Regions from separate parts of the Homo sapiens genome. Here all the other regions are linked to region 1. The links are chromatin contacts, found by Hi-C or POLR2A ChIA-PET in ENCODE. All regions are on one chromosome and are shown on one strand. Each heading gives the region's core, a stretch centred on a gene start or an enhancer-like site at or near the end of the contact. The rest is flanking DNA. Distances are from core to core; before and after follow the strand shown.

Region 1 (5,435 bases), core at 996-3,495:
TAATACTCAACCATTTGCACAGTCATCTGTCAGGAGGTACTGTCTATAGCAAAAGGAGAACACGTCCTGTGGGTCCCTAGTTCTGCCTTTGGAAGACATGGCTAATGGCTCAGGTATTCTTACTGCCTTTGCATGGAAAGGCTAGAAAACTCCTGTATTTTTTTTTTTTTTAAAGACAGGGTCTTGCTCTGTTGCCCAGGCTGAGTTGCAGTGTTGTGATCACAGCTCACTGCAGCTTGGAATTCCTGGGCTCAAGCAATCCTCCCACCTCGGCTTGAGTAGGTGGGGCTACAGGCTGGAGCCACTGCTCCTGGCGCCAACTTCTGTATATCTCAACACTCACGATTCCCCAAGGAGAAAGAAAAAACATACTTTTATTCCAGCATCCAGTATGCCTTGTGTATACCAGTTTTAAAGTTGTTGGTTTCATCTCATTAAATAATAATGAAGAGTCCTCTGAGGCAGCAGGAGGATGTGATGGAGAGTGGCAGAAGTCAGGGTCAGGAGACCTGAGTTCTATGAACAGTGGCAGCAACAGCAACCATTATTGGGCGCTTACATGTACCAGGCAGGCACTGTGCTAAGTGCTTTACATGTATGATCTCACTTCATGAGGCAAGGATACTCATCAGTAGTCTCATTTTACAAATGAGGAAACTGAGGCTCAGAGAGTATAAGTCATTTAGCCAAAATGTCCCAGCCAGGATTCTTTTGGATGCGCTCCCCAAAATCTGTCTTCTAACTCCTACCCCATACTCCCTCCACTGGGAGCCTTGTGACTTTGAGCAAGAAGCTTCATCCCATTGGGCCTCGGTTTACCATTGGAAAGGATTTGTGGGCGAGGTTGAATGAGCGCAGCAGATGGCCTGTGGTTATTTAGAGCAGTGCTTCCCTGGTTGTTTGATATCACAGCGCTCATACTTGTGTGGCCCAGTGAAATGGAGGCGGAAACTCAAAGTTTCCACCTTCACAGGGCCTGACTGGAAGGGGCTGAAGGATGATGGGGAGGTTTCTTGTATTCTTAAAACAGACTACCCCTTCCCAACGCACAACCCCCAGTAAGTGGCCGTGGGTTCCCAAGCGCCTCTCCTCCCTGGGCCATGGGCGTGACTGCTGAAAAGCGGGTTAGGCCGGGGAGTTCAGAATCCGGAGTGAATCCGAACTACCCCAGGGAGACGGCAGCGAAGAAAATCTTGTTCTTAGGAGAACGCAATCTTCGGACACCAGAAGTTCCTCTATGATGCTATTCTGTGGCAGCCTTGCACTTGAGCCGGATGAAAATTGTAAAAACCCAGGTTGGGCGACAGGACGGCGCGTCTTCCCGGCTCCTTTCCAGAGTTTAGGAGGAGCCATGCAGACTCAGCCGGCCTTTGGGGGTAGGTGGACAGGCCCGGCGCGCCCTCTCGAGGCCCCTTCAACCTCCCGGGGGCAGCAGCGCCGTGTCGGCTATGAATGGGGCCTCTGGAAAACTCAGGCTTGGAACAGGTAACCCCCCGGTTTCCGCAGGCCACAAATCACCACCCGCAACCGAAGGACGCGCAGGCTGGGAGCGGCGGCGGGGCCACCAGTGCGGACCTCCACTGAGGGCGGCGGGATCCGACCGCAAGGGCTGGTCCCTGAGGCCACTAAGGGGTGCGCTGGGCTAAGGCCGCCTGGGGGCAGGAGCCAGCGCGATCGTGGCGGGCCAGCAGGCGGGGCTGGCTGAGGACTAGCAGCGACCCGAGACCCCAACCCTTCCCACGCGGACCCCGGGATCCCTCTCCCAGCAGCCGCCCATCTAGGGCCCTGAGCCAATAAGAGCTCGAGATATATATGATTCACCGGGCCTGGGCCAATCACCTTGACGCGCGCTCTTCGCCAGCACCTCGCGCGATAACCTGGCGTCCTCGGCCTTCACAATAAAAACTCTTCGCCGGAAAACGACCTTTCCCCGCCCACTGCGCTGACACCGGAAGCGAGGCGTGTCTGGGAGATCACTCCGCGCTCCGGCGGCGAAGGAAAGAACGGACTCTGATCATAGAAGCCTAGTAAAGTAGTACACCTCTCTCCTTTCGTGAGGCCATAAGAACAAACTCCTTTTCTCGTCACAGCTACGCCCTGGGCATAAACGGTTGGGGCGTCAAAGGGAGGGAGGGAAGGGAGCGGGCGGGAGGAGACGGTCACGTGGTCGCGGCGGAAGGATGCGTCTGTGCTGCGTCCCCATAGAGACGAAGTCTATAAAGGGCCGGCGGGCGGCCACGGCAGCCATTTCTACTTTGCCCGCCCACAGATGTAGTTTTCTCTGCGCGTGTGCGTTTTCCCTCCTCCCCGCCCTCAGGGTCCACGGCCACCATGGCGTATTAGGGGCAGCAGTGCCTGCGGCAGCATTGGCCTTTGCAGCGGCGGCAGCAGCACCAGGCTCTGCAGCGGCAACCCCCAGCGGCTTAAGCCATGGCGTGAGTACCGGGGCGGGTCGTCCAGCTGTGCTCCTGGGGCCGGCGCGGGTTTTGGATTGGTGGGGTGCGGCCTGGGGCCAGGGCGGTGCCGCCAAGGGGGAAGCGATTTAACGAGCGCCCGGGACGCGTGGTCTTTGCTTGGGTGTCCCCGAGACGCTCGCGTGCCTGGGATCGGGAAAGCGTAGTCGGGTGCCCGGACTGCTTCCCCAGGAGCCCTACAGCCCTCGGACCCCGAGCCCCGCAAGGGTCCCAGGGGTCTTGGCTGTTGCCCCACGAAACGTGGCAGGAACCAAGATGGCGGCGGCAGGGCGGCGGCGCGGGCGTGAGTCAAGGGCGGGCGGTGGGCGGGGCGCGGCCGCCCTGGCCGTATTTGGACGTGGGGACGGAGCGCTTTCCTCTTGGCGGCCGGTGGAAGAATCCCCTGGTCTCCGTGAGCGTCCATTTTGTGGAACCTGAGTTGCAAGCAGGGAGGGGCAAATACAACTGCCCTGTTCCCGATTCTCTAGATGGCCGATCTAGAGAAGTCCCGCCTCATAAGTGGAAGGATGAAATTCTCAGAACAGCTAACCTCTAATGGGAGTTGGCTTCTGATTCTCATTCAGGCTTCTCACGGCATTCAGCAGCAGCGTTGCTGTAACCGACAAAGACACCTTCGAATTAAGCACATTCCTCGATTCCAGCAAAGCACCGCAACATGACCGAAATGAGCTTCCTGAGCAGCGAGGTGTTGGTGGGGGACTTGATGTCCCCCTTCGACCAGTCGGGTTTGGGGGCTGAAGAAAGCCTAGGTCTCTTAGATGATTACCTGGAGGTGGCCAAGCACTTCAAACCTCATGGGTTCTCCAGCGACAAGGCTAAGGCGGGCTCCTCCGAATGGCTGGCTGTGGATGGGTTGGTCAGTCCCTCCAACAACAGCAAGGGTGAGTGGGCCACCACCACATCGTCCTGGTGGGATCTAGGGTTAGGGGCCTCCTACCTTTGTATCTGACTCACTTGGCCCCATCACTCAAATGTTTTGCAGAGGATGCCTTCTCCGGGACAGATTGGATGTTGGAGAAAATGGATTTGAAGGAGTTCGACTTGGATGCCCTGTTGGGTATAGATGACCTGGAAACCATGCCAGATGACCTTCTGACCACGTTGGATGACACTTGTGATCTCTTTGCCCCCCTAGTCCAGGAGACTAATAAGCAGCCCCCCCAGACGGTGAACCCAATTGGCCATCTCCCAGAAAGTTTAACAAAACCCGACCAGGTTGCCCCCTTCACCTTCTTACAACCTCTTCCCCTTTCCCCAGGGGTCCTGTCCTCCACTCCAGATCATTCCTTTAGTTTAGAGCTGGGCAGTGAAGTGGATATCACTGAAGGAGATAGGAAGCCAGACTACACTGCTTACGTTGCCATGATCCCTCAGTGCATAAAGGAGGAAGACACCCCTTCAGATAATGATAGTGGCATCTGTATGAGCCCAGAGTCCTATCTGGGGTCTCCTCAGCACAGCCCCTCTACCAGGGGCTCTCCAAATAGGAGCCTCCCATCTCCAGGTGTTCTCTGTGGGTCTGCCCGTCCCAAACCTTACGATCCTCCTGGAGAGAAGATGGTAGCAGCAAAAGTAAAGGGTGAGAAACTGGATAAGAAGCTGAAAAAAATGGAGCAAAACAAGACAGCAGCCACTAGGTACCGCCAGAAGAAGAGGGCGGAGCAGGAGGCTCTTACTGGTGAGTGCAAAGAGCTGGAAAAGAAGAACGAGGCTCTAAAAGAGAGGGCGGATTCCCTGGCCAAGGAGATCCAGTACCTGAAAGATTTGATAGAAGAGGTCCGCAAGGCAAGGGGGAAGAAAAGGGTCCCCTAGTTGAGGATAGTCAGGAGCGTCAATGTGCTTGTACATAGAGTGCTGTAGCTGTGTGTTCCAATAAATTATTTTGTAGGGAAAGTACTTGTGCGTTTGAATTCCTTTCCTGGCAAAGTAACCGAGTGAAGCGCCACCCACCCACCCCAAGCTGGTCTTAACATTTCCTGTGAGATCTGGGGGAGGAGGCAGTCCAAGGCTGAAGATCGGTTCCCAGAGTGGGATTTGCTCATCCCTGCTCGGTGTAGGCCACGATGGCTGATTCATGGGGCCCTGGAGCCGTATAGTTGGCCATTTATAGTAAGCTGGGTCCTTTGCCCAGAGCTGAGTGCTGGTTGTGTAGGGGGAGGAGGCTGGAGATCTCTGGGAGATTCAGAGGGAGGGACAGCCTGGGCCTCCACCTGTTTATTCAAGAGGGCTTCATGCCAACAGCTGTCGCATAAAACCCTGAATAAGGTTGCACGGTCTTTGAGATAGCACACAAGATTAGGTTTCACTTGTTACCTGAACAGTTCTGCAGAAGCCTCATCCTGAAGAAAGAAATGGCTCCTTTTGGGAATTGATGCTGAAACAGGACAGGAGCTGAGGGTTGGCCTCCGTTTCTCCTTACGGGGTGGAAGGATGACAGCCTGCGCAGGTTCTGGCTAGAGCTGGGCACAAAGGCAGGCAACAGTTCCTGTGAAGGCTGTTGTGCCTGCTGCTATCTAAACTAGGAGGCCTGACGGCCTCGGGACATGTTAGGATGGATCAGTGCTTAGAAGCCACACCTCACTGCAGCTTCGGACTTCTGGCGGGGCGACTTCGCCTTTCCAGGCAGGCGATGTCTTTTGTCCTGTGTTGCGGATGAATGCTTGAATGCAAAGATCAGCGCAGCCCGGGTAGGTCTGCCCTTCCTCTTGTGTCCTTCGGGATTAGCCTCGTTTTCCGTCTGTGGAAGGTGGTGTAGACCGGGTGTGCCTGGGGAATGGCTGGGAGGAGAGTGAGAGTGAGTGCAGCCCAGGCACTGCTGTAACTGAGCACAGCACATGTGTTCTTTCACCCAGTCCCCGCAGCACACCCGTGAGGCAGACGCCACACCCAGGAGGAATTTTTTTTTTTTGAGATGGAGTCTGGCTCTGTCGCCCAGGCTGGAGTGCAGTGGCGCGATCGCGG
Region 2 (5,863 bases), core at 863-3,362, 1.2 Mb before region 1:
CAGTGGGCAGATCCCAGGAGAGACAGGGAACCCCGGCACCTGGCTCCCAAGGAGCTCACCAGCCCTCCACCAATAACCACGAGGCAGGGACCTCCACCAGAGCTGGCCAAACTCTGGGCTCTCAATCAAGGGCCGCTGCCCATATGCTTGGCCTGTCTCAGCTGAGGTGCCACGCTGCCAGGGGAACACAGTCCACGTTTGCAGGAAACCCACACGCCACACATCCCACGTACACACACGTCCAGCTTCCCGAGTGTGTACACTCCAACGGAAGAAAGAAAAGCAGGCACACACAGTGAGCCCTGTTGGGGGGTAAGGGGGGGTGTGCACGCAACCCCCCCCCAACACCTCAGTCCACTTTCTGCCAACACCAATTCAGAGACCACACATGGCAGCCAGGAAACCCGCAGGTTAGGAAAGGAACATAAATATACCCGCATCCTATATTACATAAATACCCACGCCGGGTTATATAAATACCCGTGCCCTCTGTCTGGGTGTCTTACATAAATATACTGCACATGACCCCCCAGTCTCTCCCCACTCACCGGCTGTCTGCAGAGAACGAGAGCGGGAAGGGGCAAGCCCTTCAGGACCCCCTGACTGCTATGTGCCAGCCACCCAGACCCCCAGTCGCTCCCCAACACCCCAGGGGTCCAAGGTCCCTGGGGGAGCCTAGACTGTCCCGGCACCAATACCCAAAAAGCCTCCCAGAGGAGAGCAGAAAAGCTTCATTCAGGAATGGAGAGGCTTTTCAGTTCTTTTGCTGCTTCTCCCATGGGGGAGGGGGGGAGATAAACAAAGTGGGGGGAAAAGTGGATATAAAGGTTCAAGAGTTTCAGCAGGTTAAAAAAATTAGACAAACTACCAACCAGCATGGCACACGGGCAGTGCTTCTTACTCCCCGAACACCATCGCCTACCCCTGAGCCGGGGCCCTTGTCCCTCGGACGATTAAAATAAAAATTGAAGGGACATCATAGAAACGAAGGCAAAGGAGACCCAAACACAGGCATTGCTTGGAAGCAACTTGAGACACTTGTGTCCCCTTCTCCTCTCTCCAAATCCTTCTCCAGGAAGGAGGCTATGCCAGGAAGAAAATATGCAAGAAAACTAAGGGAAAAGTTGGGGAGGGGGCTCACCCCACTTCGAGTTAGGGTATTAACAAGAGCTTGGGAATCCTCTAACGACACCCAGACACTGTTTTGCGTTCCTTAGAGACTTGCAAGACATCAATCTCTCACACAAAAATGGGAGAATCCGATCCGACAAATAACCCCCACCCCTTTCTTTCTCTCCACAAAGAAAAACAAATCAGTGGCCTGGTGACCACACACCTCTTCACCTTAGGACCCCCAAACGCCCGTCATCCAACGAGCGGGCGCAGCCTTGCGAACCCCCAGGTCCGGGCGCCGGGGCCGGGAGAGCAGGGGGCGCCGGTGATTGTCCGATGAAACGCTACGCGGGCCCGAATCAACAGTATCCGGCGCCCAGCACCCCAAGCCCCCTCCCTCAGCGTCCCCAAATCACAGCCGGGGTGGCCGCCTGGCCGGCCGGGGCCTCGGAGGGCCCAGCGGGGGGAAGCGGAGGCAGGCCGGCCGGGGGGCCTCCCCCGCGAGCCTGCAAAATAACAGGCCCCCTCCTCCTCGTCCCCAGCCGCGCCTTTGTCCTCGCCGGGCCGAGCGGGCGGCGCCCGGGCTGCCCCCCCTACACCCCAGCGCGAACGCGCGTGTGTCTGCCCTCCCTTCCCTCCCTCTCCAGCAAAAACAAAGAGGCTGAGGGAGCCCGATTCCCCCCAGGTTTGCACCCTTCCGCGGGCCCGCGGCCCCCCGATATTTACCCCGCCGGGAAGGCGCCGATGCCGGGCCACTGCTCGGGGGGCTGCCGCGGGCGGGGGCGGCCCGCCGGGGCGGATGCCGGAGGATTCGCGGAGCCGCCCGGCGCGCCAGCCTCTCCCGGCCCAGCCGCCGCCGCCGCCGCCGCCGCCGCGCTCCGCTCGGCCCCGGCCGGGCTCTGGCTCTGGGCTCTCGCCGCCGCCGCCGCCGCCGCCGCCGCCTCCCTCCTCCCGGCCTCCTGCCCGCCCGCCCGCCCCCGCCGCCGGCTCGCGCGCTCTCGCACCGCGCGCGCCCGCCGGCTCCCATTGAGCCCCGGGCCCGCCCGCTGATGTCATCCCCGGCCCGCCGCCGCCGCCCCGGAGGATTTAAAGGGCCCGCGCCCTCCGCGCTGGGGGCCGCAGCTGCGAGACGCAGTTCCCCAGCCTCAGTGCAGGCGCGCGGGCTTACGCGTGGGGGTGGGGGAGCACACAGATACTGACACCCTAATGCAGTCCAGGGCACAGGTGGAAAAGACGGGGTGCGGGGGGGACAGAGGGAAGAGGAGGGCGCACAAAAAGCGGAGGTGAGGGGATGGGAGGGGAGGGTCTAGACCCAAAGTCTCCTCTCCCCGCCTGCCAGGATCTCTCTCCTCTCCAGGCAGAGCACTGGGCCCCTGCGAAAACAGGCGGCTATTCACGACACTGCAAAAGATGTTAGACTGCTGGAGGCTCAGTCCGCCTCCAGGTTCCGAGTGCCGCAGAGAACACAGGCCAGGTTGATTCAGGGCAAGAGATTTGAGGAGACAGCTAGGGATGTCGACACAAGGCCCAGAAAGGTAGCCTGGGCTCATACATTCTCCTCCCGTGGAAAAACGAAGGGCAAAGACCTCTTCTTCTTTTCCCTGAAGCTCAAACTGTGATGGGCACAGAGAGGACCCCTCAGATCCCAACCTCATTCTCCCCTGTTGAAGGAGGGGTGCCACAAGTACCAAAGCACCGACACTTGAGTCTGGGCTCCGAGTGGTGCACGTTTAGCCAAGCCACCTCCCAGCTCTGAGCTTGGGTTTCCTTAAACAGCAAATGGGAGGAAGGACCCTGTCCTCCCCAGGTCACAGAATTAATAAAAGCTTCTACCGGCATGCAGAGCCGCGATGAAAGGTTGCAGAACAAAGTCATTAAAGTGATGATATTTACACTGAGCCATGCAAAGCTTCCAATTATGACACACCTATATTCACACAGTTGTGACTGTGGACACGCAAAATGCCTGAGGCCCTGCGTCCAATCCCGGAAGCACAGTTCCTGGGAGGAGTCACTTCTATAATAGCCGTATCTTCCCTCCTCGAGGCTGAGGGACTGAGTCACACACGTGTCCAAACGGGCAGGAGCCCCACAGACTAAGTCCTTTCGCCGGCCAGGAAACTGGCCCAGAGAGGGGAAGGGCTTTGCCCAGGACCACAAAGCCCAACAGGACAGCTCTGTTCTCCCAGCGATCACCAGGAAACTGGGTCTATCTAGAGCCCATTTCCAAGAGCAGGAGAGTGAGAAGCCTCCTCCCAGGAGGGCCTGCCTTCAGTGACACCTTTGCCAGAGCAGGGGGTCACCAGCCAGGTGGTGGGCTTTACTTGGCCTGCGCGGTGCTTTCTGTTGTTGTTTTGTTAATTAATCCCCAAAGTTTTTTTTTTTTTTTTTGCTTTTTGTTTTTGTTGGTTTTGAGATAGAGTCTCGCTGTGTGGCTCAGGCTGGAGTGCAGTGGCTCAATATCGGCTCACTGCAACCTCTGCCTCCTGGGTTCAAGTGATTCTCCAGCCTCAGCCTCCCTCCTGAATAGCTGGAATTACAGATGTGCACCACCACACCTGGCTAATTTTTGCCCAGGACCACACAGTATTTTTAGTAGAGACGGGGTTGGCCAGGCTGGGCTGGAACTCCTGACCTCAAGTGATCCGCCTGCCTCGGCCTCCCAAACTGCTGGGATTATAGGCGTGAGCCACCATGCCTGGCCACTCCCCAAAGTTTTAAAACTGGAAGATTTCATATTTCAGATCCAGATTCCCTGTTTCTCTGGGGGCATTAGGAGATCCGGTAACTCTGGGCCCAAGTTCTCAGCCGGCCTGAGCGCCACCCCACCGCCACCCATTTTGTTTCTTTCCTCACATGAGCCCAGGCAGAGAGGCCTGGGCACAATTGAGCAGGGGGTGAAGTCTGCCCCTGTGTCCTCCAGTCCTTACCACCCCTAACCTTCCAACCTGGGCCCTGCTTCCCAAAGCCCTCCTCTTCTTCAGCACTTTCAAGGCAACCAGCCCTGGGAGAGGAGGTTATTTGTTATCTCATTTAATCCTCTCAAACAACAACAGATTACACTGTATTCTTTCAGAGAAGGAATCAGGCTCCTCCCAGTGCTTGCCTAAGGGCACAGATCAACCTCTCCCTTAAACTGGGCCTGGCTGGAACAGACCCCCTGCCCCTTCCTAACCCAGCCAGATCGCCAGGTCTGACTGCAGCACGTTCACGTTCTCCCCTCTGCATTCAGGACTTGTAACCACACCTCCCACCCCAGCACCCCCACCCCACCCCCTGCCCCAGTTAAGATCCTGCTCAGTTCCCTGGGCCAGCCAGGCTGAGGAGCCCGGCTCATCCCCAGGCCTGCTAGGGAGCCTCCCTGCCTTGCCATTGGAAGGACATGCTGTTGTCCACTGCCTGAGTTGTGGGCCCAAGTCCTTGTCCTTCCTATCCCTGGAAGACCTGTGTGTGGGCCCTTCCAAAGAGCTTTGCAGTGAAGCTATAAGGGAAGGCAAACCATGACACAAAACCCAGCTGAGGAGGGGAGACTGGTCCAAAGTGAAAAACAAAACCTTACGTGTTCCAGCAGCCCCACAGCCTGACTTCTCTCTCCGACTTGGTTCACAGTGATTCCTCTCAGATTTAACTCCTAACTTTAAAACCCAACGGTGGGGCCGGGCACGCCCCTGTAATCCCAGCACTTCAGAGGCCAAGGCGGGTGATCACCTGAGGTCAGGAGTTCAAGACCAGCCTGGCCAACACGGTGAAACCCCGTTTCTACTAAAAATACAAAAAATTAGCTGGGCACGATGGCGGGCACCTGTAATCCCAGCCACTCGGGAGGCTGAGGCAGGAGAATCACTTGAACCCAGGAGGCGGAGGTTGCAGTGAGCCGAGATCGTACCATTGCACTCTAGCTTGGGCGACAGAGCGAGACTCCGTCTCAAAAAAATAAATAAAAAACAAAACAAAACAAAAAACCCAAGGGTGTGGCAAAGTTCCCCTAGCTACCTTCTCTGCAAGCCAACAAGAAGATGAAATCAGGCTAGAATAGGTGTGGGGTGAATTGCCAGCTCCCAAGGGGCCCACCCTGGGTTTCAGCTGCTCTGCATTGGTTCAGGAATAGTGGCTCTCACAACACCTTTCCAAACTGGCTTTTGTCTTTTTTTTAGAGGCTCATTCTGTCACCCAGGCTGGAGTGCAGTGGCAGGATCATACCTCGCTGTAGCCTCAAATTCCTGGGCTCAAGCGATCCTCCTGCCTCAGCCTTCCAAGTAGCTGGGACTACAGGCATGCACCACCACACCCAGCTAATTTTTAAATTTTTTATAGAGATGGGGTCTTACTGTGTTGCCCAGACTGGTCTGAAACTCCTGGGCTCAAGTGACCCTTCTGCCTCGCCCTCCCAAAGTGCTGTGATTACAAGTGTGAGCCACTGTGTTCCCAAACTGACATTTTTTACCTGCTCCCTATTTCAGACCCTTCAAGATCACTTGGCACGCAGGAGCACTGGGCTGGGATCCCAAGGACAGCCCTGGAATTCCCAGATAATGACGATATGGCTGCAGATAAACCCAGAAAGATTTCAGTACCTGCCCCAGGAATCTCAGTCTTGACTAAGGACTCATAGATTTACTAAACATCAAGGGCTGGCCTGAAAACGGCCCTCCAGGATCTGTCCTCCACTCCCCGCACCTGGCTCTCCTGACCTCAGCTCCTGTAAGTTTTCTTCTTGCTCACAGCCCTGTAGCCTCACTGGCCTCCCATG
Region 3 (5,477 bases), core at 1,176-3,675, 1.0 Mb before region 1:
ACATTTCTTGGGAAAGGGAGAGTTGGGGCACAGATCTTATGAAAGAAGGCTAGTTCGTTTGAAATTTTTAAAAAATGTCATCTGATACTCAAAGTATGGATCAGTAATTCACTTTTTTCCTTTCAAATAACTTATTAAAGCATATATATGGTGAAAGGAAATATTAAACCAAACACCAATGGTAAAGAAATAGAACACTATTAGTAACTTGTAGCCCCTCTATGTGCCTATTTCAAGCTTACAACTTTCACCCTAATAACCACTACCTTGAATTTTGTTAACCACTCCCTTTCCTATCATATTTGCACATATCCTTAATTAAATGTGTCACCCTACCACAACGTGCTTTTTAACTCAACACTTCTGTGACTTATCCACATTAATCCAAGTTCTTTTCTCTTTTTCACGGCTGATTCAATTGTACGAATACCCACAATTTATGGAGACATTTGCGTTGTTTCCAATATCCTGTTAGCACGAATGCTGGTATATAAACTTTTCTGTACAAGGATCCTGGGGTACCTGTGCAAGGATTTCTCTAGGCATTACAGTCTAGGGTATAAAGCTTAGGGAGGAATTGCTGGGTCGTTTTCAACTTTCCTAGATAATCTCAAGTTCTTTTTCTAAGTCAATGAACTGAAATTCACTTCTAAACTTAGCAATACTGTCACACGCGAAGCAAACATTCCACCTCTCATCCTCTAAACAATGAGATAAAATATTTTCCTTCCTAATAAGGTATAAATCAAAATAATTTTGTAAAAAGTGGCAACTGAAGTGCTTGAGACTAGTAAATCCAGCAGTTGTGGATCTGAACCACAAAAGACAAAAACGTTTGGAGAAAATATCGTTAACAGAGCGCCTACTACAGTGAGACTATTACATCCATTATCTCTTAATTCCTGACAACACAGCAAAGTAAAGGCAATTATCACGTTCCTCAGAGGAAACAGGCTCACAAAAGGTAGGATCTTGACCAAGGTCACACACACACATATCAAGTGGCGTCACGTAACTCTTTGGGGAAGCGGGGGGGTCGGGGGAGACGGAGTTTCGCTCTTGCCACGGGCTGGAGTGCAATGGCGCGATCTCGGCTCACTGCAACCTCCTCCCCCCGGGTTCAAGCGATTCTCCTGCCTTGGCCTCCCGAGTAGCTGGGATTACAGGCATGCGCCACCAAGCCAGGCTAATTTTGTTATTTTTAGTAGAAACGGGATTTCTCCATGTTGATCAGGCTGGTCTCGAACTCCTGACCTCCGGTGATCCGCCCGCCTCGGCCTCCCAAATCGCTGGGATTACAGGCCTGAGGCACCACGCCCGGTCCACAATACCAAGAACTTTCTAGCGAGGCAGAATAGTTGACGCTGCAGTCCAATTAGAGAAAAAAGGCTGAAATATTAAGATTAAAACTAAAGTAACGACCCAAAAACCCATCCTTCCCCCAAACACGGTCATTTAGATGGCAAGCAACTCCACTGCTTTACATCCCAATGCATTTCCTCCGACTTAAAATATAACTGAAGAGAATTAAAATCTATTTCTAAAAATGAGAAGTTGGTCTTTTCGTCTCCCGTGCCTTAAACAGTGAACTCTGGGGAGAGAACGTCAAGGGTGCCATTTCGTGTAAGGCTTTCCTGGGCTGAAGTGTTCTCTCAGGAAGATCCGCGTTTTTCAGATGAACGCCGAGGCCTGGAGACATCGAACAGCCCGCCCGAAGCGGCCCGGCTCGAGAGCCGGGAAACCAGGCGAGGCGCCAAAGCCCGGGCCTGGGCTGATGCGGCCAGGCCGCCCCTCCCGATCCCCCGCGGGGCTGGGATGGGGCCGGGCCGCGCCACGACGGCCGTCCGCACGGAGAGGCCCAGCGTCGCCAAGCGGCCGCCCTCCTCGGGTCCCGAGTGACCCCGGGGCCGAGGTCCGCGCACGAAACCGCTGTCTCGCCTCGAGTCGCCTCCCCTCGCCTCCCGGGTCGAGAGCAAGGCTCCCAGGCTCGCAGTCCGCCGGGCCTCCCCAAGAAGCAACTCCCCCACCCCCACGCCAGGCCTCTCCTCTCCTCCCCCACCCTTACCCTCCACGGTCACGATCCCGGTCCCGGTCCCCAAAGCCTCCTCCGCGCATGGTCCCAAAAGGATAGAGATCTGGGAGCGGGGCACGGATGGCCGGGCTCGGGAGGGCCTGCGGCTCCGGTCTGGTGACGACCGATGGCGGCGGCGCCTCCGCTGTTGGGGCGGCGGCAGGCGCAGCGCTCTCTCGCTCCGACGCGCTGTCTCCCGTCGCAGACGCCACCGTCGCCGCCTCTCTCGTCGGAGACGGGAGCAAAACACAGAGAATCGGGGCTACAAAGCCGGTGGGCAGGTTTGGCTACGCTCAAACCGGGCAGTGCCGCGGTTTAGGCGTCTCCTTCCTTCCCAGCGACTGCACAAAATGGCGGCCGCCGCTGAGTCGGCTCCAACTTAACGCTGCGTACGGCGGAGACGATACGTAAACAGCGCCTCGGAATAGCCCGAGGGCTCCGCGGGGAACTACGGGTATTCTTGGAAGCACTTTACGTCAGTTGCGACGATGGGTGTATTTTGCGGTCTGTACAAGAAAAACAAAGTACGGAGCGAGCGTAGAGTTCTCGCGCCACCCGAACTAGAACGTGGGATGAGGTGGGAGGAAGCGCCTCTGGTGCGACGTAACATTCTTTGCGTCGTTAGCCGGCCTGCTGTTGCTAAGATGCGCAGTATGCGTAACGCATTCTGTTTAGAGAATAGAGGATTTTGCCTGATTCCGATCTCGGTACAGACCCCGCGGCCGGCTTGAAGAAGTTGCTTTGCAGAGACAATAACCGTCCTCCATATTGTTATCAAGTTTCAGAGTCCTCTGGCGCCAGAGGCCGGGAGGGTCTTAAATTCCGTGGCTGGCCTTCCTATATGGCGCCGCCAGCCCTCTCGCCCCACCGCCCTGGGCCCGCTGAGAATGGCGGCGGGCCCCGGCGCCATTTCCTTTCCGTTGCCTTTCGCTGCTCTGTCTCCGGCAGCCATGATGGAAGAGCCGTGTCCCTTTCTTTCCGGAGTTTGTGAGGTGGCGATGTCCCTTCCAGGTTAAAGTGCCCTCAGCTACATTTGGTTCACACTGAGGTGCATTTTCTGAACCGTATATTTTTACCGTCCCTGGCCGAGCACAGCTGTTGCTAATACAGAAACAAAATGTGCTTGGAGGCCAGGCATGGTGGCTCACGCTTGTAATACTAACACTTTGGGAGGCCGAGGCGGGAGGATCACCTGAGTCCCGGAGTTCGAGACCAGCCTGGCCAAAATGGCAAAACCCCGTCTCTACGAAAAATACAAAAATTAGCAGGACATGGTGGCGGGTGCCTGTAGTCCCAGCTACTTGGGAGGCTGAGGCAGGAGAATCGCTTGAACCCGGGAGTCGGAGGTCGCAGTGAGCCGAGAACGTGCCACTGCACTCCATCCTGGACGACGGGGCAAGAATCCGTCTCAAAAAAAAAATTGCTTGGAGCCCCAGTGGACTCCGTGGGCCCTTTGCTGCCGTTGAACGGCGCTCCTCAGAAGGCCCGGAGAAGACCCCAGCACTCTCAGGAGAACAAGGTTTCAGAGCGATGGTCTTTAGACACAGAAAGGGCGAAGGCTAAGGACAAGTGTTTAACCAGGCTAGTCCACGTTCTCCGCTCAATTCCTTCCAGACTGGCTTCCCTCTCCTTACCTGCTTCCTGTCGTCTCAAACTGCATTTTGAAGCCCCGCAAGCTTGGCCAAATGGCGTCACACGACTGTTGAGCTGTTAGGGCCCTCGAGACGGGCCCATCTAACGTCTCAATTCAACAGATGGGTAGAAGCGGGGAGATTTGGCCCCTCAGTGTGGGTGCTGAGTGTTTGTTTCCCAAATTTTTGGGAACATAGCATAAGAAAAGGAGCTTCAAAAAGAAAAAAAACATGGACCACTGATTTTTCTGTGGTTATGTGTTCTTTTTCCCCAAGTACGTTCTTAACATTGGCAAGTGAACCTCTTAAAGTGATTGAGACTCGCCTGGGTCATATTCTTTTTCTTTTTTTTGTCTGGAGTGCAGTGGCACAATCTCGGCTCACTGCAACCTCTGCCGCCCGGGTTCAGGCAATTCTCCTGCCTCAGCCTCCCGTGTAGCTGGGATCACAGGTGCTTGCCCTCGCACTTGGCTAATATTTGTAGTTTAGCTGGGGTTTCACCATCTTGGCCAGGCTGGTCTTGAACTCCTGACCTCGTGATCCACCCGTGTCGACCTGCCAAAGTGCTGGGATTACAGGCGTGAGCCACCGCACCGGCCTGGGTCATGTTCTTTTATTTACACTGTTAACCTGCCCCAATCCTCATCATCTCTTGCCTGGATGACTGCGCTCGCCTCTTTTTAATCTGCCTGCTCCTGTCCTTGCTCACTCTGAATTTATTCTTCACACTGCAGTCATAGGGGTCCTTTTATTATGTCACTTTACTTAAAATTTTCCAGAGGTTTCCACTTGAAAGAAAAGACAAAGGCCTTACAGTGGCCTACAAGCCCTTGAGGATGCAGCCCTCTTCTGTCTTTCCTCCTTGTTCTACTCTAGCCACACTCGGCCTCAGGGCCTTTGCACTCGCTCTTTACTCTATGTCAGCAAGGCTAGATACCTCAGTTTAGGTCTGTGCTCACATGTCACTCAATCAGGGAGGCCTCCCCAGAACCCAATGCAACACTGCATAACCTGCATACTCTCCTCCTTCACAAGTACACATGCATTCTCTCTTTTCCATTTTTCTTTGCTTTCATTTGAATTAGTAACTGCTTGACATAAACACTTTTTGTCTCCCTCCTAGAGCGTAAAATCTGTGAGTGCAGGAACTTACTTGTTCACCACCGTGACCCAGTGCCTACCTGGCACAGTGCCTGACCTTTTAGCCATTCGACCACGCCATACCCTTGTCCAGTGAGTCTGTGACTGTCCCTTTGTGTTTCTGGGCCAACTGACATCTCAACGGCTTTTGTTTTTTGAGACAGAGTCTCGCTCTGTCGCCCAGGCTGGAGTGCAGTTGGCTCACTGCAACCTCCGCCTCTTGGTTTCAAGCGATTCTCCTGCCTCAGCTTCCTGAGTAGTTGGGATTACAGGCATACGCCACCACACCTGGCTAATTTTTGCATTTTTAATAGAGACAGGGTTTCACCATGTTGGCCAGGCTGGTCTGAAACTCCTGAATTCAGGTGATCTGCCTGCTTCGGCCTCCCAAAGTGCTGGGATTACAGGCGTGAGCCACCTTGCCTGGCCTTTGTCATCAACTTTTATTTTAATTCTGGGGTACATGTTCAGGATATACAAGTTTGTTACACAAGAAAACGTGTGTCATGGTGGTTTGTTGCACAGATCAACCCCTTGCCTCGGTATTAGGCCCAGCATCCGTTAGCTATTCTTCTCGATGCTCTCCCTCCGCCGACCCCCAACAGGCCCCAGTATGTGTTGTTCCCCCGCTCCAT
Region 4 (5,374 bases), core at 1,874-4,373, 1.3 Mb after region 1:
AGAAAAAGAAAAAAAGAGAAAAATAGGCAACAAGTGAAAAAAAGAAGTATCTTTGTAGATTAAATAGAAATATATTACCACTATTGCCAGTCACTCTCTCTATAGCAGGAGTCAGAAAACTATGGCCTATGGGCCAAATCCAATCTAATATCTGTTTTTGAAAACAGTATTTTATTGGAACACAGCTCTGTCCATTCATTTACTGTCTACAGCTGATTTCACACGACCATGGCAATGTTGGGTAGCTGTGACAACGGTACACAAAGCCTAAAATATTTCCCATCTGCTCTCTTTAAAAAGTTTGCCAATCTCTATGTTCTTTTATAGCACTTAACTGTATCTAAAATTATTCTACTTATTTTTTATTTATTCATTTATTTTTTATTGTTTTTTTTTTTTTTTCTTGAGACGGAGTCTTGCTCTTGTCACCCAGGCTGGAGTGCAATGGCACAATTTTGGCTCACTGCAACCTCTGCCTCCCAGGTTCAAGTGATTCTCCTGCTTCAGCCTCCCGAGTAGCTGGGATTACAGGCGCCCACCACCATGCCTGGCTACTTTTTGTATTTTTAGTAGAGACGGGGTTTCACCATGTTAGCCAGGCTGGCCTCGAACTCCTGACCTCAGGCGATCCGCCTGCCTCAGCCTCCCAAAGTGCTGGGATTACAGGCGTGAGCCACCGCACCCAGCCTATTCATTTATTGTCTGACTCCCCTATTGCAATGCATAGTTCATGAAGAAAAAGACCTTCTCTACTGTACTCCTTGCACCTAGAACAGCGTGTGGCACATAGAATGCACTCAATAAAGGTGTTTAATGAACATTTATTGCAAGAAGGAAGAGAAAAACATTTCCCATCTTCTCACTTTCTTCTCTTAGATGCACTCCAACTATTTCCCCCACCACTCCACCAAAACTGGTCTTTTCAATTAACCACTGGATTTATCAACATGATAAATTCTCAGTTATTTCTCAGTCCTCACCTTACTTGACCCATCAGCAGCATCTGACCCAGCTGGTCTACTTCCTTCCCCAGAAACACTTTCTTCACGTGGCTTTCACTCTTAGTTCTTAGCTTCCCTCCTGCAGTACTGATCCATCCTTCGTTTGTCTCCTTTGCTGGTGCAATCTTATTTTCTCGGCCTCTTAATGGTTAGCCTGCTCCAAGACTCAGTCATTGAGATTCTTCTGTCAGTCCATACACACTTCCCTAGTGAGCTCATCTAGTCTCACGACTACTCTTAGGCATTTCAAACTCCTCCAAAACCAAAGCCAAATTTATCATTTCCCCCAAAACCTTCTCCTTCACAGCCTCTGCCATCCCAGTAAATACCACCATCCCTCCAGTTACTGAAGCCAAAAACTCTTGGAGTCAACCAACCCTCATTTTATAAATATATTCCAGGTCAATGATCACTTCTACCATGTCTGCTACCACCCGGATCCAAGTCACCATCATCTCTCGCCTGATAATTGCTTGTCCCCTGTTCCCTTACATTCTACTCTCAACACAGCAGCCAGGGTGATCACGTTTAAAGGTAAATCAGCAAGTTCAACAGCTAGCCAGAGTGAAAGTCTCACACAATTTGGCCCCCTGAAACCTATTTGCCTCTTTGTTCCCTCCACTCCGGAAACACAGGCCTCCATGCCCATCTTAAAGCAAGTCACGCAAGCGTCCATCTCAGCCTTCATGCTGGCTGAAAGGCTCTTCTGGCTGAACTGAATGAACCAGGCTTCCTGAATTAGGCATTTTCATGAAATGCTGTGTCACTTAATTCTCTAAACTCTGTGAGGTAGGTATCACTTCCCCCACTTTACAGATTAAGAAAGTAAGGTTTACAGGGCATCTAGCTAACAAATGATGGAGTTAGGGTTAAATCCAGATTAGTCTACAGAGAAGGTGAGCTCTCAGTGAAGTTTCTGGAGGCTAAACAGAGGATTCAGTGATGTTCCTCTGAAGTCACAGTGATTTTAACAGCTAAAGGTGTGTGCTAACAACTGGTGAAGAATATGAGAAAAGGCAGTCAAAGAGATAAAAGAACCACAAGAGGAGTCACCCAAGCCAAAAGTGGAAAGTTTTAAGGAAAAGAGGGGAGAGGGGAAGTGTCAAGTGGAACCTAGACACCAGAAGCCCAAGAATCAAGCGTATACCTCATAACAAACCACACTTGTGGTAGACAGGAACCCAGATCTTGATTTAGAAAGAAAGAAAAAAAAGCCAGGCACAGTGGCTCATGCCAGCAGTTTAGGACGCCAAATCGAGAGGATCGTTTGAGGCCAGGAATTCGAGACCAGCCTGGGCAACACTGCCAGACCCCAAAAATTTTTTTTAAAAATGTAGCCGGGTGTGGTGGCTCACACCTGCAGTCCCAGCTACTCAGGAAGCTGAGGTGGGCGGATCGCTGGAGCCCGGGAGATCGAGGCTGCAGTGAGTCGTGATCGCGCCACTGCACTCCAGCTTGGGCAACAGAGCAAGACCCTGTCCGGAAAAAAAAAAAAAAAAAAAAGGATCTATCTTCTCCTGCCAATAACGGTGCCCAGAGCTATCCTACTAGGTATTGCCACTTGCCCGCGGCAAGCGTGAAGACAGGCTGTAGGGAAGCATGTGACTAAGCAACACGGCTTCACACCTACGTTCTCCTCCGGGCCAGTAAAGCAAAGTGTGTGAGTGTGCGGTGGTAGCCTGACCTTAAACTTCCCACGGCAAAGATGCGGACCCTGAGCGGGCACGTGTGAACACGGCTCTCTACCCCGCAGTCTCTAGGAGACCAGGAGGTGGCGGAGTCTCGGCCCTTACCCCGAATTCCTCCAACAACTTTCCGCCAATGGCCCATTCCTCTCTGCCCCACAGTCATGACAGTGGACCCCAACCCACACTACCTCCCTCTCAGACCCATCCCTCAGGCATATCCCGGGACTGGCCCCCGAGAAGCCTTATAACCCGTTGCGGCCCGGGCGTAAAGACCCCGTCTCACCACGGCTCCGGCCACGGCGTGGACCAGGCTTTCGTAGGACAGCACGGAAGCCATTGGTGCGGCTCCTCGAAGACCCAGCCACACTTTTCCCACAGATGCCGCAGCCAGTGGAGTTAGGAAAGGAGCACCGGAGCTCAGGGTGTGAGAGTCGCAATCCCCGCCCTCTCAAACCCGCCCGCCTGCCCTAGAACCACTTCCGGGTCGCGGGGCGGGAAAGCGGGGGGGGGGGGGCGGCTAAGAACGCCCCTGAACGCTGATTGGCCCCTGTGGGCGCGGGGCGGGACAGCGAGGTGTTCGCGGGGCTGGGCTCCAAGGCGCAAGGCGGCCTGACACCAGGTACCCGGCTCCCGGTTCCTCCGACGTTCTCTGGCGTTCCCGGGCCCTGACCAGTTCCTCCATCTCAGAAGTCTTAATGGCCTTCTTTTACTCTGGTGACAAAGATGGGGAAACTCAATGAGACTCCAGTCTCCCTGTTTCTCTGCGCCTGAGCTCTTTTCTATTCTGAAAGTCACATTTTGGCCAAGAGGAAAAAAACTCACTTGTGGACTTGGAAACTTCTTCCTCCAGAAAAACCCTTGAGTGTGGTGGGAAGAGATGTTGAGCATCAGGAGCCCAAAATACAAGACGCGAGTGGGAGCCTCCCCCTAGTTGGCAACTATGGAAGTCATTTAACCTCTTGGGTTTCCTCTGTGAAATGACAATGTACTAGTACCAACAATCCCCATCTGCTGTGAGGATTACGAAAGCCAATTTATGTAGTAGTACTTCATAAAATACTGAAGGAAAAAAATTTTTTTCCATGTTGCAAAGTGACTAACAAAATTACACAAAACTAAAGCAGCCACATTCAGCTTTAACCTGTCATACTGTGAGATTCTGCTTCAGGATGCTCCTCAGGGACTCAGGGATTCTTTCCTGAGACACCATCACCACTTGTCTTTACCATGTTTCCTTTTAGAATATCCTCGTGATAACTCCTCAGTGCTGACTACATGCCAGGCTTAGTGTTTTATGCCCATCATCACACTTAATCCCTGGGAGAGGGGTCTAACAAAGTTTAACCTGGCCGTTTTCACAAAATTTGCAGAAGATACTGCTTCCAGGAACATTCCCATCACGCCATAGAATCATGACGTGAAAGTGAAGGACCAAAAGTGAAGCGAAGATGATTTTGGGCTGGGCGCAGCGGCTCAGGCCTGTAATCCTAGCACTTTGGGAGGCCGTAGCGGGCAGATCACTTGAGGTCAGAAGTTTGAGACAAGCCTGGCCCATATGGCAAAACCCTGTCTCTATTAAAAATAGAAAAAATTAGCCGGACATGGTGGCACGCGCCTTGTAGAAATTACAATGTTGAAACTGCAGCTACTAGGGAGGCTGAGGCAGGAGAATCGCTTGAACCCAGGAAGCAAAGGTTGCAGTGAGCCAAGATTGCACCACTGCACTCTAGCCTGGGACAGAGTGAGACTCCTAAAAAAAAAAAAAAAAAGATTATTTTGGCATGGGAACATAGAAACTAGTTGGCTGTAAAACTTGAGAACTCAGTTCTCATTGACTCCTGATCAAATTGGGAGCTTGCTGTCAAGAATATACTGGATTATGCATCATAGTTATGAAAACATTGTTAATACTTTGTTTTGACGTTTTTGTATCTTACATACCAAAAACATTTTGATCAGCTTTTTTTTTTTTTTAAACCTGAGACAGTGTTTCTCTGCGTTGTCCAGGCTGGTCTTGTACTCCTGGGCTCAAGTGATCCACCTGCTTCAGCCACCCAAAGTGCTCGTATTACAGGCATGAGCCACTGTACCGGGCCTTGCAACCTTTTTTTTTTTTTTCAGATGGAGTTTCACTCTTGTGGCCCAGGCTTGGCTCACTGCAACCTCCGCCTCCCGGGTTCAAGTGATTCTCCTACCTCAGCCTCTCGAGTAGCTGGGATTACAGGCATGCGCTACCACGCCCAGCTAATTTTTGTATTTTTAGTAGAGACGGGGTTTCATCATGTTGGTCAGGATGGTCTCAAATCTCTTGACCTCGTGGTCCGCCCGCCTCGGCCTCCCAAAGTGCTGGGATTACAGGTGTGAGCCACAGCGCCCAGCATGATCAACTGAAGACTGACATACTGAAAACAGTATTTTTTTTTTTTTTTTTGAGACGGAGTATCGCTCTGTCACCTAGGCTGGAGTGCAGTGACGCGATCTTGACTCATGTTAGCCTCCATCTCCCGGGTTCAAGTGATTCTCCTGCCTCAGCCTCCCGAGTAGCTGGGACTACAGGTGCACGCCCCCATACCTGGCTCATTTTTGTATTTTTAGTGGAGACAGGGTTTCACCATGTTGGCCAGGCTGGTCTCGAACTCCTGACCTCAGGTGATCCACACACCTCGGCCTCCCAAAGTGCTCAAA

Evidence for each region. Hi-C counts contacts between places; a loop is a spot of excess contacts on that map. ChIA-PET counts read pairs that join two places held with the same protein, here RNA polymerase II (POLR2A). Pooled maps may share reads with other maps.
Region 2: a loop to region 1 is called in a pooled map, with 6 times the contacts of the local background. The contact joins the promoter of CSNK1E here to the promoter of ATF4 in region 1. A Hi-C loop is called at or near these places in 1 of 37 single-sample maps with no recorded cell type and 8 of 50 pooled maps. POLR2A ChIA-PET finds 5 or more read pairs at or near these places in 1 of 52 experiments (activated T-cell).
Region 3: a map of CD8-positive, alpha-beta T cell shows a loop between it and region 1 (5-fold over the local background). The contact joins the promoter of DDX17 here to the promoter of ATF4 in region 1. A Hi-C loop is called at or near these places in 1 of 168 maps with a recorded cell type or tissue (CD8-positive, alpha-beta T cell), 1 of 37 single-sample maps with no recorded cell type and 11 of 50 pooled maps. POLR2A ChIA-PET finds 5 or more read pairs at or near these places in 1 of 52 experiments (H1).
Region 4: a pooled map shows a loop between it and region 1 (10-fold over the local background). The contact joins the promoter of SLC25A17 here to the promoter of ATF4 in region 1. A Hi-C loop is called at or near these places in 2 of 168 maps with a recorded cell type or tissue (CD8-positive, alpha-beta T cell and ascending aorta) and 11 of 50 pooled maps.

Annotation. Positions count from the first base shown.
Region 1 is chr22:39,518,317-39,523,751 of GRCh38, forward strand. It overlaps ATF4 (activating transcription factor 4), which reads left to right and starts at 2,246. Exons shown (of 3, transcript NM_182810.3): 1 at 2,246-2,435; 2 at 3,038-3,355; 3 at 3,457-4,367. The coding sequence starts at 3,130. The coding sequence ends at 4,286. RefSeq lists a silencer at 1,584-1,783 and enhancers at 2,164-2,313, 2,674-2,723, 4,604-4,653, 4,730-5,231.
Region 2 is chr22:38,315,321-38,321,183 of GRCh38, forward strand. CSNK1E (casein kinase 1 epsilon) reads right to left here and starts at 2,113. Exons shown (of 11, transcript NM_152221.3): 1 at 1,840-2,113. All of the region lies in intron 5 of TPTEP2-CSNK1E (TPTEP2-CSNK1E readthrough), which reads right to left. RefSeq lists a silencer at 1,441-1,830 and an enhancer at 3,553-4,457.
Region 3 is chr22:38,503,886-38,509,362 of GRCh38, forward strand. It overlaps DDX17 (DEAD-box helicase 17), which reads right to left and starts at 2,426. Exons shown (of 13, transcript NM_006386.5): 1 at 2,066-2,426. The coding sequence starts at 2,352. It also overlaps a transcript of DMC1 not described here. RefSeq lists enhancers at 1,491-2,382, 2,262-2,451, 2,383-3,274, 2,852-3,261 and silencers at 1,702-1,871, 1,902-2,171.
Region 4 is chr22:40,816,223-40,821,596 of GRCh38, forward strand. SLC25A17 (solute carrier family 25 member 17) reads right to left here and starts at 3,124. Exons shown (of 9, transcript NM_006358.4): 1 at 2,973-3,124. The coding sequence starts at 3,026. RefSeq lists an enhancer at 1,097-1,156.